2 separate regions of the Homo sapiens genome follow, and region 2 is linked to region 1. The links are chromatin contacts, found by Hi-C or POLR2A ChIA-PET in ENCODE. All regions are on one chromosome and are shown on one strand. Each heading gives the region's core, a stretch centred on a gene start or an enhancer-like site at or near the end of the contact. The rest is flanking DNA. Distances are from core to core; before and after follow the strand shown. Region 1 has its middle 46 kb from the start of CDKN2AIP. Region 2 has its middle 32 kb from the start of CLDN24.

What was found. A loop is a pair of places that touch in the nucleus more often than their neighbours do. ChIA-PET counts read pairs that join two places held with the same protein, here RNA polymerase II (POLR2A). Pooled maps may share reads with other maps.
Region 2: a map of endothelial cell of umbilical vein shows a loop between it and region 1 (3-fold over the local background). The contact joins two enhancer-like sites. A Hi-C loop is called at or near these places in 6 of 168 maps with a recorded cell type or tissue (Caco-2, Calu3, HepG2 and 3 more) and 13 of 50 pooled maps. POLR2A ChIA-PET finds 5 or more read pairs at or near these places in 5 of 52 experiments (AG04450, HEK293T, Panc1 and 2 more).

The regions. Positions count from the first base shown.
Region 1 is chr4:183,395,715-183,401,932 of GRCh38, forward strand. No RefSeq gene overlaps it. Among named protein-coding and RNA genes, the nearest start is that of CDKN2AIP, 46 kb to the right of the region's middle. RefSeq lists an enhancer at 2,239-3,030. Within about 2 kb of position 3,062, at least 24 of the 41 ENCODE cell types and tissues checked have a DNase peak (open chromatin) inside an H3K27ac peak, as active enhancers do.
Region 2 is chr4:183,351,672-183,357,889 of GRCh38, forward strand. No RefSeq gene overlaps it. Among named protein-coding and RNA genes, the nearest start is that of CLDN24, 32 kb to the left of the region's middle. Within about 2 kb of position 2,645, at least 2 of the 41 ENCODE cell types and tissues checked have a DNase peak (open chromatin) inside an H3K27ac peak, as active enhancers do.

The DNA.
Region 1 (6,218 bases), core at 1,812-4,311:
AAAATTTTTAATTTGGAAATCCATGCAAAAATCAAAACAAAACATGGTACAAACAAACAAACACATCTCTAGTCTGGTAACATATTTTATGAGTTCCCAGGTAGCAAGCTCTGTAGTAAGGGGCAGGTGTTTGATTTTGTTTTGTTTGTTTTTACTTATTTTCTTTTATTTTTTGGAGACGGAGTCTCACTCTGTCGCCCAGGCTGGAGTGCAGTAGTGCGATTTCGGCTCACTGCAACCTCCACCTCCCAGGTTCAAGCAATTTTCCTGCCCCAGCCTCCCGAGTAGCTGGGATTGCAAGCACCCAGCTACTTTTTTTGTATTTTTAGTAGAGATGGAGTTTCACCATGTTGGCCAGGCTGGTCTCAAACTCCTGACCTCAAGTGATCCATCCCCGCTCAGCCTCCCAAAGTGCTGGGATTACAGGTGTGAGCCAGTGCGCCCGGCCTGTTTTCAGTTATTTTGAATGCTATTTGAGTTTCATAGCAAAAGGAAAATTCTCATAAAATGTTGAATTTGAAGATACAAATGTATTTAAGAAAATAACATTGATAGCTTAAAGTGGAGATTTTTATCTAAATGAGAACTATCACTGGAAACTGTGATGACACATAGAGGAAGTATAGAATGTTCTAGTACCTTCTGAGTCAGGCTAGCTGCATGGGCAGGCTAGCACAGTGTCTTGATTGAGGGTTTTTCATGATGCCATATCACAGACCTATGAGAAGATGGGTTTCAAAGGACAAGTCATAGGTAACCTGTAAACAAGTAGTTAAATCCACTTTGGCACTGAAAGTTCCTTGAAGCACAGGTTAAATTTGTTCTGGGTAAATTGCTTCAGATTGAAGAAGCTGACACTTCCCACTTCCTTCCTGTTTCTGTTTCCACTTTCTGTGTCCTAACTTTCTTCCTCCAGATCAGTTAGTTCTTTCCTCCTCCTGGACTGGTTTCATCATATCTATCATACAGACAATTCTTCTTGATTAATTAAGATAATCGTTTTGGTTTGGTTCTGAAATGCATTATCCCACCTTCTTAGTTATTTACAATATTTTCCTTAGGCTAATGTTAAAATTGGTCTGAGGAAACTATGCCACCCCGTTCTCCCACCCAGCCATGCCTTTCTCCTGCTACAGAAACTCCCATGCACAGAGACAAGGACAGCCACTATCTGGAAGTGCCGGGAGCCATGTTGGGATTTATGACAGGTGCTACACCTATTCTGGGGGCTGACGATGGAATGCACTTCTGGTCTGCTCTGCCTTAATTTGTTTTTCTAGACGTGTTCAACAGCTGGACAAGATCCCTATGATCAATTAGGTGCTGTGCCCTTGAAACAAACACTCACACAAACAGCTGGAGAATCCCTGCAGTCTCACACTCCCCATGGCAGTCCCTAAGAAGCTCGGCTTTCCCATGACCAGACATCTAGAAACAGAATGAGTGAGGCAGGGGAGGCGTACGGTATAAGAAGTGGAAGGAAGATTCTAAATGTAAAGAAAAGAGAGACCCCAAGGTCAGGCACTGTATTTGGTCCTGGAGATACAAAGATCCATATAGTGAGATATCTTACTAAGATCATAAAATAAATAAGATGTGGGATCTTAGAGTCTAGGAAATGGAACAGACAAGTAACTCAATAACTACCAATTTAGTATAATAATAGTAATAGAATGTACAGGCCTCAGAGGATGTGCAGAGAAGCAAGAGTGAGAAACCCTATCTGAGGGCATAAGGACAGGTTTTGTTGTTGTTGTTGTTGTTGGGTTTTTTTTTTTTGAGACGGAGTCTCGCTCTGTCGCCAGGCTGGAGTGCAGTGGCGCCATCTCGGCTCACTGCAACCTCTGCCTCCCGAGTTCAAGTGAATCTCCTGCCTCAGCCTTCCCAGTAGCTGGGACAAGGACAGGTTTTAAAGAGAATTTAGCCACAGAGTTTTGAGAGAAGAGTCGACTAGAAAGATTCAGCGGGGCAGGATGCTCTGGGCGCGATGGAGATGGGCATATACAACCTAATAAAGAAGACAGGAACGACCGCCTCCTGCCCTCTAATAAAGACATGCGGCCTGTTTCCAGCCATAACATATAGGTGTGTCTGCTTAGTGGACACTGAAATGAAGAGCAGGCTCAGAGCCAAGCATGTTAGACTGGGGCGTTCAGGAAAGAGCAGAGAAGTTTGCTGCTCAGTAAAGAGGGGAGAGGGGGACCCCAGGCCGCTGTGAAGGCTCTGGAGGAGGCAGAACTTGCAGGCGCCCTTGGGTTCTCCGAGGGGGCTTGGCAGCCACGGGGACCAGAGAGGCGTGAGACATGAGGGTAGTTAGGGTAATTAGGGCAGGGCCCCCTGAAGGAGAGCCTTCCAGCCCAGGCTGCCTCGGGAGGATGCACTTTACCATCCGAACCAAGTGGGGAAGAGGAAGAGAGGCGATCAGTCGCTGCAACAAACCAAGTGCTTCAGGTGGGAGGATTACTTGAGGCCAGGAGTTTGAGACCAGCCTGGCCAACATAGCGAGACCCTGTCTCTCTTTTTTTCAAAAAGGCAAAATTTAAATTAAAAAAAAAGAAAGAAAGAAAGAAAAAGAGGAAGTGCTGGCCGGCACAGCAGAAACCTTGGGGCAACAGTGACCACGTGGGCAGAGGCTGCGAGTGTCAGCAAAAGAGGACAGGCCGAGAACTGCTGGTTTGCAGACCCCTAACTGGCCCCCGCTGGCCCCCGCAGCTGACTCAGCGCACCCTAAACTCGGAGGAAGTGCCAGACGGCCAGGTCCTGGGCAGCCCGGGCGCTCGCTCCGCTCCAGGTCTCCCGAGCAGGGGTGCAGGCCCGAGCACCCGCACGTGGCGTGCGCCCCTAGCTCCTCCCGGGGCGGCAGCTCACCAGCCCCCGCCTTAGTGGCTGGCTTCCACCCAGCCAAAGCCAGGAAATGTCTGTCCTTAAGCCTCGATTTGTTAATTATTTAAGCACTCTGTGTGTGTGTGAGAGAGAGAGCGTGTGTGTTTAATTTCCTTTATTTAAAAAGCACGCCGAGCCCACTGGGACCGCGGTGCTGAAGAGGCCGCCGGGCCCGGGAGAGACTGCATTCTGAGAACCAGCCCGCAAGCCCCGAAGTCGGAGATCGCAAGGTCCTAGCGGCAACAGAGCCTCCTAGCGATGGCAGCGAGCCTCGCCCCGCCTGCGGTGAACCCGCCCCCGCTCACCCCGCCACAGGTCCGGCGTCTCCCGGGTCCGCCGCGGCCGCGGGCAGAGCTAGGAGGGCTTCTCAGCCCGCGGGGCAACCCTGCTGCGGCTCCATCCAGAACCTCCCGCTGCCAGGCGCCGGGACCGGGGACGCTGGCCCCCGGATTCAAACCTATCATGGTGCATGATAACACATAACATAACATAACATAACATAACATAACATAACATAACATAACATAACATAACATAACATAACATCACAACACCACATCACAACACAACACAACACAACACAACACAACACAACACAACACAACATAACACTGAGCGTTTAGATTCAGCATGTACTCTGGGCCAGGCTCAGCTCTAAGCTGGTGCGGATCACCACGATGACCTCTAGAGTCTCCTCTGAGGTGGGTTCTACTGTTAGCCCATCTAACAGATGAGGAAATGCAGATAGAAGTGGTGGAGGAAGTGGCCCAAGCTCAGGCGGTGGCTAAGTGACTCCAGGGCAAGCCCCTCGCCCCCTGTGCTGGAGGAAGCCCGCGCCCAGGCTCTGTCGCTGAGCAGGGCACGCCTTCCACGCAGCACCCAAATGCATCGAACACTGTGCACGCGCACGAGAATAAGAAACCGTGACAAAAATACGGGTGCATCAATGTAGAGTAATGAGAAGGCAAAGCTGTTTGTAAGCACGATACAAAACCCAGAAAACATCAGGGGAAAAAATGGAAAAGCCCGACCAAATACAAAATTTTAAACCTAGGTTGGCTATAAAATAATATACCACTGAAGAACTGGGGCCCGGCATGGTGGCTCGGGCCTGTAATCCTAGCACTTTGAGAGGCCACAGCGGCCTCCCAAAGGATCGCCTGAGGCCAGGAATTCAAGACCAGCCCGGACAACACAGTGCGATCCCGTCTCTATTTATTTAAAAAAAATAAAAGAGGAAGTACTCGCGGTACAGCACAGAGGATTGCTTGAGCCCAGGAATTGGAGACCAGTTTGGGTAACATAGCAAGTCCTCGTCTCTACTAAACAACAACAACAAAAATTACTCAGGCACGATGGTGCACATCTGTATTCCCAGCTACTCTGGAGACAGGAGGATGGCCTGAGCCCAGGAGACAGAGGCTGCAGTGAGCCGAGATCGTGCAACTGCATTCCAGCCTGGGCAACAGACTGAGACTCCGTCTCCAAAAAAACAAAACCAAACCAAAACTGAAGAACTGGGAAAATATTCATGATACTTATTAGGAATGAATGGCTAAGTTTACTAATATCCCCAAAACTCTTAATGACAAAAGATGTAAACACACATTTCAGAGAAGGAACTAAAAATGGAGGATAAGCAAATTGAAAAGGTGCTCAATTTCCTTCCTTCCTTCCTTCCTTCCTTCCTTCCTTCCTTCCTTCCTTCCTTCCAGACGGATTCTCACTCTTTTGCCCAATGGCACAATCTTGGCTCACTGCAACCTCCACCTCCCAGGTTCAAGCGATTCTCGTGCCTCAACCTCCCAAGCAGCTGAGATTACAGGCATGTGCCACCACTCTAGGCAAATGTGTGTATTTTTAGTAGAGATGCGATTTCCTCATGTTGGCCAGGCTGGTCTCGAACTCCTGGCCTCAAGTGATCCACCCACCTTGGCCTCGCAAAGTGCTGGGATTACAGGCGTGAGCCACCGTGACCGGCCAGGAGGGCGTTTTTCACCTGTAACGTTTGCAACTGTGAGTTCACATCAATTGCCCCATTTTCAGTTCTGCACCGGAGACTTCAATCTAGTTTTCTTGTTTTCCATAATTATAACTGTTCTCTCTAGTAGTGAGAAACTCGGCTCCCGTCACTCTCAATATATTTAGTTACGGAGTCCTCCCCCTCCATGTATCCAGTCTCCCATTCCCTCTGCCCCACTATCCTACTGCTTGGACTTGGGTACCCTTCTCTGGCTGCTGCCTCCACTGCCCCTACACAGATGCCCCCTCTAACCATGTAGATTCTGCCACCCTACTGTGTCCTCTCTACCCCGCCCCCACATGTACACCTACCTCGACGTTGTTGGCTGTACATTCCCTGTGGGTCTTCCCTTCCATGCAGGTGACCTCCCTGCTTGGCCCCTCCGTTAATTCAGACATTAAAGATAAATGCGGCCGGGCGCAGTAGCTCAAGCCTGTAATCCCAGCACTTTGGGAGGCCGAGGTGGGCTGATCATGAGGTCAGGAGTTCAAGACCAGCCTGGTCAACATAATGAAACCCCGTCTCTACTAAAAATACAAAAATTAGCCAGGCACGGTGGCAGGCACCTGTAGTCCCAGCTACTTGGGATGCTGAGGCAGGAAAATCGCTTGAACCCGGGAGGCAGAGGTCACAGTGAGGTGAGATCATGCCACTGCACTCCAGCCTGGGCAACAGGGTGAGATCCTGTCTCAAAAAATAAAATAAAATAAATAAAATAAAGATAAATCCACTTGTGTGGAATGATTGGCTCAAAGGCCATACCTCTTTGAATACACATTGCCAAATTGCCTTCCTAAGTGTTTGTGCCAATTGATCCTGCACTGAGAATCGCATCTGAGTGCCTGTTTAACGACACCTTTGCTGGCATTGGATATTATCTATATTTTTCCAGTCCCTTTTTCTTTTGGTTTCTTTCATAAGGGCTGTGCCCAGGACAGAACGAATTCCAGAGCTCTTTATGGAGCCATCTCATCCAGCCGCCTGACTCACCTACGTTCATACCTCAGCCATCTGATTCGTTTTGATCACCAGTTTTGATCTGATTAACTGGTGAGCTGCAGAGTACTAAGCCATTGGTATAGTTACCACATTTCTTTAATGAGCTCATGCTCCCCCCATTCAAAAAGTAGTGACTGAGCAGCAGTATGATGTGCTGGGTTTTATAGGAGTTTGCAAAGATGTGTAAGTTACAGTCTCTGGCCCTCAATGCTCTTGTATTCTTGAAAAGGGCAGATATTCAGATGATATTATGAATACAGCGGTCATGTGATAAGAACTCCAACATAATCTGGGGTTCAGGTTATGCACCTGG
Region 2 (6,218 bases), core at 1,395-3,894, 44 kb before region 1:
TTTCACCATGTTGGTTAGGCTGGTCTTGAACTCGTGACCTCAAGTGATCTGCTCACTTGGGTTTTAGGAGAAGGGTAAAATATGGACAAGGAGGCCAGTCATAGGATTGTGAGTAAAAGCAGCGCTCCTGGGTAGCTGGGCAGATGGAAGCACACTGCCTGTCCCCTCCCGTCACCTCTGCTGTTTAGGGAGTTCTCCAGGGGTCAAAAGTCAGGGTGCCACAGAAATGTGGGAAGTACACAGAGAGGAAATGTGAGAAAGAAACTGAGATTCAGAAATTTAAAAGAGAAAACTCGTTGAACAGGTAAATTTGCGGAACTGAAATGCATTTCAGGACGTGCATTCCCAAAACAGCTACCTTTTTTTTAATGAAAAAGGGCTCTCTAGAGTGATAGGCACGTATCAATTTGCTGTTTCCAACCCTACCAGGTGACCAGAGGGCTGACAAGGATGGATAATGAATAAAGACAAGGCGTACTCATGTCCTAAATCTGCTGTAAGAAGTCTGCTGTGGGCCAGGCCCAGTGGCTCATGCCTGTAATCCCAGCACTTTGGGAGGCTGAGGCGGGTGGATCACATGAGGTCAAGAGTTCAAGACCAGCCTGGCCAACGTGGTGAAACCTCATCTCTACTAAAAATACAAAAATTATCCAGGTGTGGTTGTGTGTGCCTGTAATCCCAGCTACTCAGGAGGCTGAGGAAGAAGAATTGTTTGAACCCGGGAGGCAGAGGTTGCAGTGAGCCAAGATCGTGCCATTGCACTCCAGCCTGGTGACAGAGCAAACACTCCATCTCAAAAAAAAGAGAGATCTTCTGTGGCTTACAACAATGGGAATTTACTCTCTTACAGTTCTAGGGCCCAGGAGCCCCACATCGAAGTAGTGGTGGGGCTATGTTCCCTCTGCGGGCTCTGGGGCACTCCTTGCCTTGCCTCATCCAGCTTCTAGTGGCAGTTGTGTCACCCCAGTCTCTGCCTCTGACTTCATTCATGTGGCCTTCTTGAGTGTTCTGTCTTCTGCCTATGTCTTCCCATATTTGTATAAGGACACTTGTCACTGGGCTTGGGACTCGCCAGATAATCCAGGATGATCTCATCTCAAGATCTGTAACTTAATTACATTTGCAAAGACCCTTTTTCCAAATAAGGTCACATTCACAGTTCCAAGTGGACATATTTTGTAGGGGTCACCTTTCAACCTACAGCACAAGTACTTGCAGCCAGTGAGGTACATGGCATTTCTGCTCAGGCAGACGACGATTTCTAGCTTTTTTTCTCTTTCTATTTATACATGGTGGTGGAAAAATAAGCATTTAAAGACTGAAATAACTTCTAAATGCCTTCCTCTTCTAATGGGTATTGAAATAAGTGTATCCATTAAGAGACGGTTTTTGGCCCGATGCAGTGGCTCACACCTGTAATCCCAGCATTTTGGGAGGTCGAGGTGAGCAGATTGCTTGAGCCCAGGAGTTCCAGACCAGCCTGGGAAACATGGCAAAACCCTATCTCTACAAAAACTTTTTAAAAGTTAGCTGGGTGTGGTGGCACATACCTGTAGTCCCAGTTACTCAGGAGGCTGAGGCAGCAGAGTCACTTGAGCCCAGGAGGTCAAGGCTGCAGTAAGCCATGATTGTGCCACTGCACTCCAGCCTGGCTGACAGAGTGAGACCTCGTCAAACAGAAAAAAAAAAAAAGAGAGATGGGCTAGGAGCGGTGGCTCATGCCTGTAATCCCAGCGCTTTGGGAAGCCAAGGCAGGTGGATCACCTGAGGTCAGGAATTCAAGACCATTCTTGCCAACATGGTGAAACTCCGCCTCTACTAAAAATACAAAAATTAGCCAGGCGTGGTGGGTGCCTGTAATCCCAGATACTTGGGAGGCTGAGGCAGGAGAATTGCCTGAATCCGGGAGGCAGAGGTTGCAGTGAGCTGAGATCATGCCATCGCACTTCAGCCTGGGTGACAGAACAAGACTGTCTCAAAAACAAAACAAAACAAAACAAAAACATGGTTTTCAATAATTTTCACACAGCCACACATATAAAGCACACCTTGGGAGAGGAGGATCCCTGCTGGTGCGTGTGGACCACTGCAGGCTGCCATGTCGATAAAACAGATCACAGGAGATTGCAAGTTCCCGCCACAGCTCGATACCCCACCCTCTTTCCTATGGCTCAGACACTCCAGCTTTAGGAGCCCTCATGTTTGTTTCTGTTTCTTTAGTTCATGAGGTGCCCCAGCTTCCCCAGTTTCCAAAGCCACGCAGGTGTATGAAAATCTTCCCCCGATCTTCTTGCAGGTTATAGTTAGAATATTACCTCAGCAATCCCCAAGGTGGAAGAAATGAGAAGCAGAAACATTTCATTAGTCTAGAACGCCTACACGAAGACTATGTGCCTGCAGATATGTTGACAAGTTTTGAAGGAACGCCAAAGGGAGTAGAAGATCCGGTCTTGCTTAGAAGAAATTATTTAAGGAGTAGAATTTCTTTGAGACCACGAGTGAGCAGGTTAGGGCAGTGCCAGGAACCCTTAGGGACTCCCATCAACCCCAGCATCAGAACCTTCTTCCTAGGATGCAGAAGCATCAGAACCTTCTTCCTAGGATGCAGACATGAGTGTGAGGAGAAGTTTTCACTCTGCCGTGATCAAAGGCCAGGTGTATTTCAACCCCTGAAGGCATGGTGTTTCACAAGCCCTGACTGGCTCATGTAAGCAAATATAATTAAATCAGTTCTGTCAAAGCCAGCATGTGCTCTGTTTTCTTTGTTGTGATGGGACAGAAATCAAGGGCCAAAGATCCACAGAACTCAGTTAGATTGCTTACGGGCTCTGAAAGCACGAAACGTAAGTGCCGTTTCCCTCCATGTTATCAGGGGAGAGGCACGGGTCAAATTACGGCATATACAAATAGGCCACGTTCGAGGACCTTCATACTTATGTATTTATTTTTTTACGTCAGGTATCAGTCATTCAGCCTTTTTTTTCCTTTTTCCTTCTCACTCTCCCTTTCCTTTTTCTTTCCCCTCCCTCTTTTTTGGTGGCTGTTGTTTGCTTTTTTATATTACAAAAGTAATACAGCACCATCCTTTTTTACATGTAGAAAGTAGAAATAAAACAAAGAAAAGTCATCTGTAAACTTACCACAGAGGGAGACACTCTGAACATTCCTGGGTGTGTTTTTAAGCATACTGTACATGTGCATTTTTAAGCATAAAAAAGAAATTTCTTGAAATACACTTATTTGGATAAATAATTTAGAAGTATTAATAATTTATTTAATATTATTAGTTAATAGTAATGGCTAATTACTTAATGTTAATATTTTATTGATGATTTTATTCTGAAGCTTTTGCTACATACTATAAAATTGCTCTCCAGAAATGTTCTATCCCCTTTCACTCCCACTGGGAATGTAGAATACCTGCTTCCTCGCGTCAGCTCTCATCAACCTTGTTGGATAAATAAGTAGACCCAAAGATCTGGTGGTCTCAGGTTTTGTTACTAAAGGCAAAGCTGCTTATTGTAAACATAGGAGAAAAGAAATCTTTCTGAGTGGTGACTGGAGCTTTCTGGAGTGGAAAGGTATTGTAAATGAAAGAAAGACAGGTGCCACCTCTACTCCAGGGTTATCGAGAGCTTGTCTGAAATACTTTGTAATGAATGATTTAGGTCAATGAGAGGGCGATTCCAGTGAAGGAATTGTAGTATCGAGAAGGCAGGTGCGGGCAAGAGTAAGTGAATGGCCGTTATTGTCTGAGATTAAAGCAGCAAACCCTTCAAATAGAGAACGCATTGTGTGCAAGAGCTGATTAAGAACACGGCTGAAAGTGAACATCAGTGTACATGGGAGGGTTGTTCTAACTATAGAGTTTGTGATTTACTCCATGACATAGACCTTATCTTGAGTGAGTTATGATATTTTCTGGGTCTCAGCCATGAGCCCTCAATGAGCTGACCTTATTGTGGTAAAATAATCAGAGTTCAGGTTAGTCATCACCATCTATCTGGGCATGCCAAGGAAAAATAATAAATGGGCAACTGTGTAATGCTTAGATTTAATCTCATTAGGAGGCCTTCGTGGTAAAATTGTGGGAACTGAATTACAGTGAACTAACTCTGGAACCTATGCTGTAATGTCAGAATCATTCTCTTCTATTCAAAAAGCAATTATGCCTAAAATTAAAACATAACTGTTGTAAACTAGCTTCATGTTTCAAGCGGCAACCAAGCAGTTCTGAACCACGAGATGCTGAGTGAGTAGACACAAGTTGGGACTAAGGTCAAGGGGTCTGCCTCTGAGCCCCTGGGCCACTGAGAGGGCCGTTCAGGATCCCAGTGGGGCAACTAGTCCGTCCATCAAATCCAAGCCCTGCAGACAGGAAAATTAACATGCATCTAAGGCCTTACAAAATCAAACTATGGGAAAGAGGAGATGTTGAAAAAAAAGTTGAAAATGAAACTCACCATTCTAAACATGACGCCTACCCTCAGATGTGAGCCCACCTTGAGTTAGCCATGGCCGGTGGCTCTTCTTCCCTCAGGCCTAAGCCACACCTCTTCAAAACTTCAGTCTGCCTATCCTCCGAGTCTGGGTTTCCTCCAACATCGTCCCTTTCCTTCTTTCTTCCTTCCCTTCTTCCTTCCTTCCCTCCCTCCTTTCTTTCTTCCCTCCCTTTTTCTTTCTTCCTTCCCTTCTCCTTTCTGCCTCCCTCCCTTCTTTCCTCCCCCTCTCTCTCCCTTCTTTCCTTCCTCCCTCCCTCCTTTCTCCCTGCCTTCCCTTCTCCCTTCCTGCTCATCTTCCACAGGCAAACGTAGGGCGCACTCAGCCCCAAGCCCCGTTCCACGCTGCAGCACTAGACACGTCTAACGGGCACGGTTTGCAGCCTGCCTGGGCGTCCAGCAGCCATGCTCTCTCTGGACAACCAAAGGCAAGTTCTGCTGGAGCCTGACCGCCAGCTCAGTCCCCTCCGGGGTTGGTTCCCGCCATTCCTCTTGATCACCTCTCCCTCCCTCCCCACCTGGCTCTAAGGGATGGGTCGTCAGAGCCCGGAAGGGGGCAGCTGTGGAGCCGCTGCCTCTGATGATTTGTGGCTGAGACCCCGTGCAAGCGGGAGGCCCCTGCGATAGGGTTTCAGTCTGAAGAAGATCTGGAGGGAGGAGGCATTTTTTCTAAGATGTTGATGTTTGAGTAGCAGTAATAAGGACAAGTAGGGCGTATTGTTTACAGTTGAAGACAATGAATAGTCTACTTCTACTCCTCTAATCTGTGACTGTTACCCCTACAGCAAGGAGCTGACAAGACGTCCATGAAGCAAGAAGACATGGAAGGGGAGGAGCAGCCTCTCCCCCCTACTCTCCCGCCCCGCCCCGGCCTGCCCCGCCGGCACCAAACGCAAGCATCAGACTCACCTGCTCTCCGGTGTGTGTGACCAAGAACCCTGCGGGCTCCTCTCCACCCTCCACTCTCAGGAAATAACAGGAAAGATGTCTCCCTGGCATGCCTGGACTCGTGCGTTTATTCACTCAGCCCAGGAGTGCAGGTGCTCGGGTGCAGGCCTGGCCCCAGCACTTACTGGCCACATGCCTGACCTTGGGGAGGTTGCTGAAGCTTTCTATGCCTAGCTCCCTCACCTGAAAACTGTGGCTATTACTAGTCCCCACCCCCTAAGGCTGGTTGGGAGGACTAGGAGATAAGGCAGGTGAAGGGCTTGGCACACCATAGGAGTCCACTGCATGCTGTCTCTTGTTGGAGAGATGGCCATCAAACGCCTGCTATGATCCAGCGCAGGGACGTGGCCCCTTCTCCCAGCTGGAGGATGGGCAAGAAAACCACACAAGACAACCCATGCTGGCCGTCGGGGTCTGGAGGAGCAAGGTGGACGGACATCCAATCAGGCTGGGGTAGGAGAAGGGACTCAACAGAGATTTTGCAGAGGGAATGACCGATCGATTGAATTCCTAATGGTAAATTAGGCTTCACCAGGTGAGGAGAGATGGGGATGGGAAAGGGGAGAAAACTCCAGGTAACGAGTCGTTTGCCGGTGGTTCTCTAAGGTTAGAACAGATCACAAAGACTCTCTGTGGCAAAGAGGATGCAGTCGAACCGGGAAGTGTCTCTTCTGCCATGGGAAGAAATTTAAACTTTATCCCAAAAGCCAAGGGAAGACCCTGAAGGATCTTAAACAACCTGACCCCCTAAAGGTGTAACAAACCGGCATT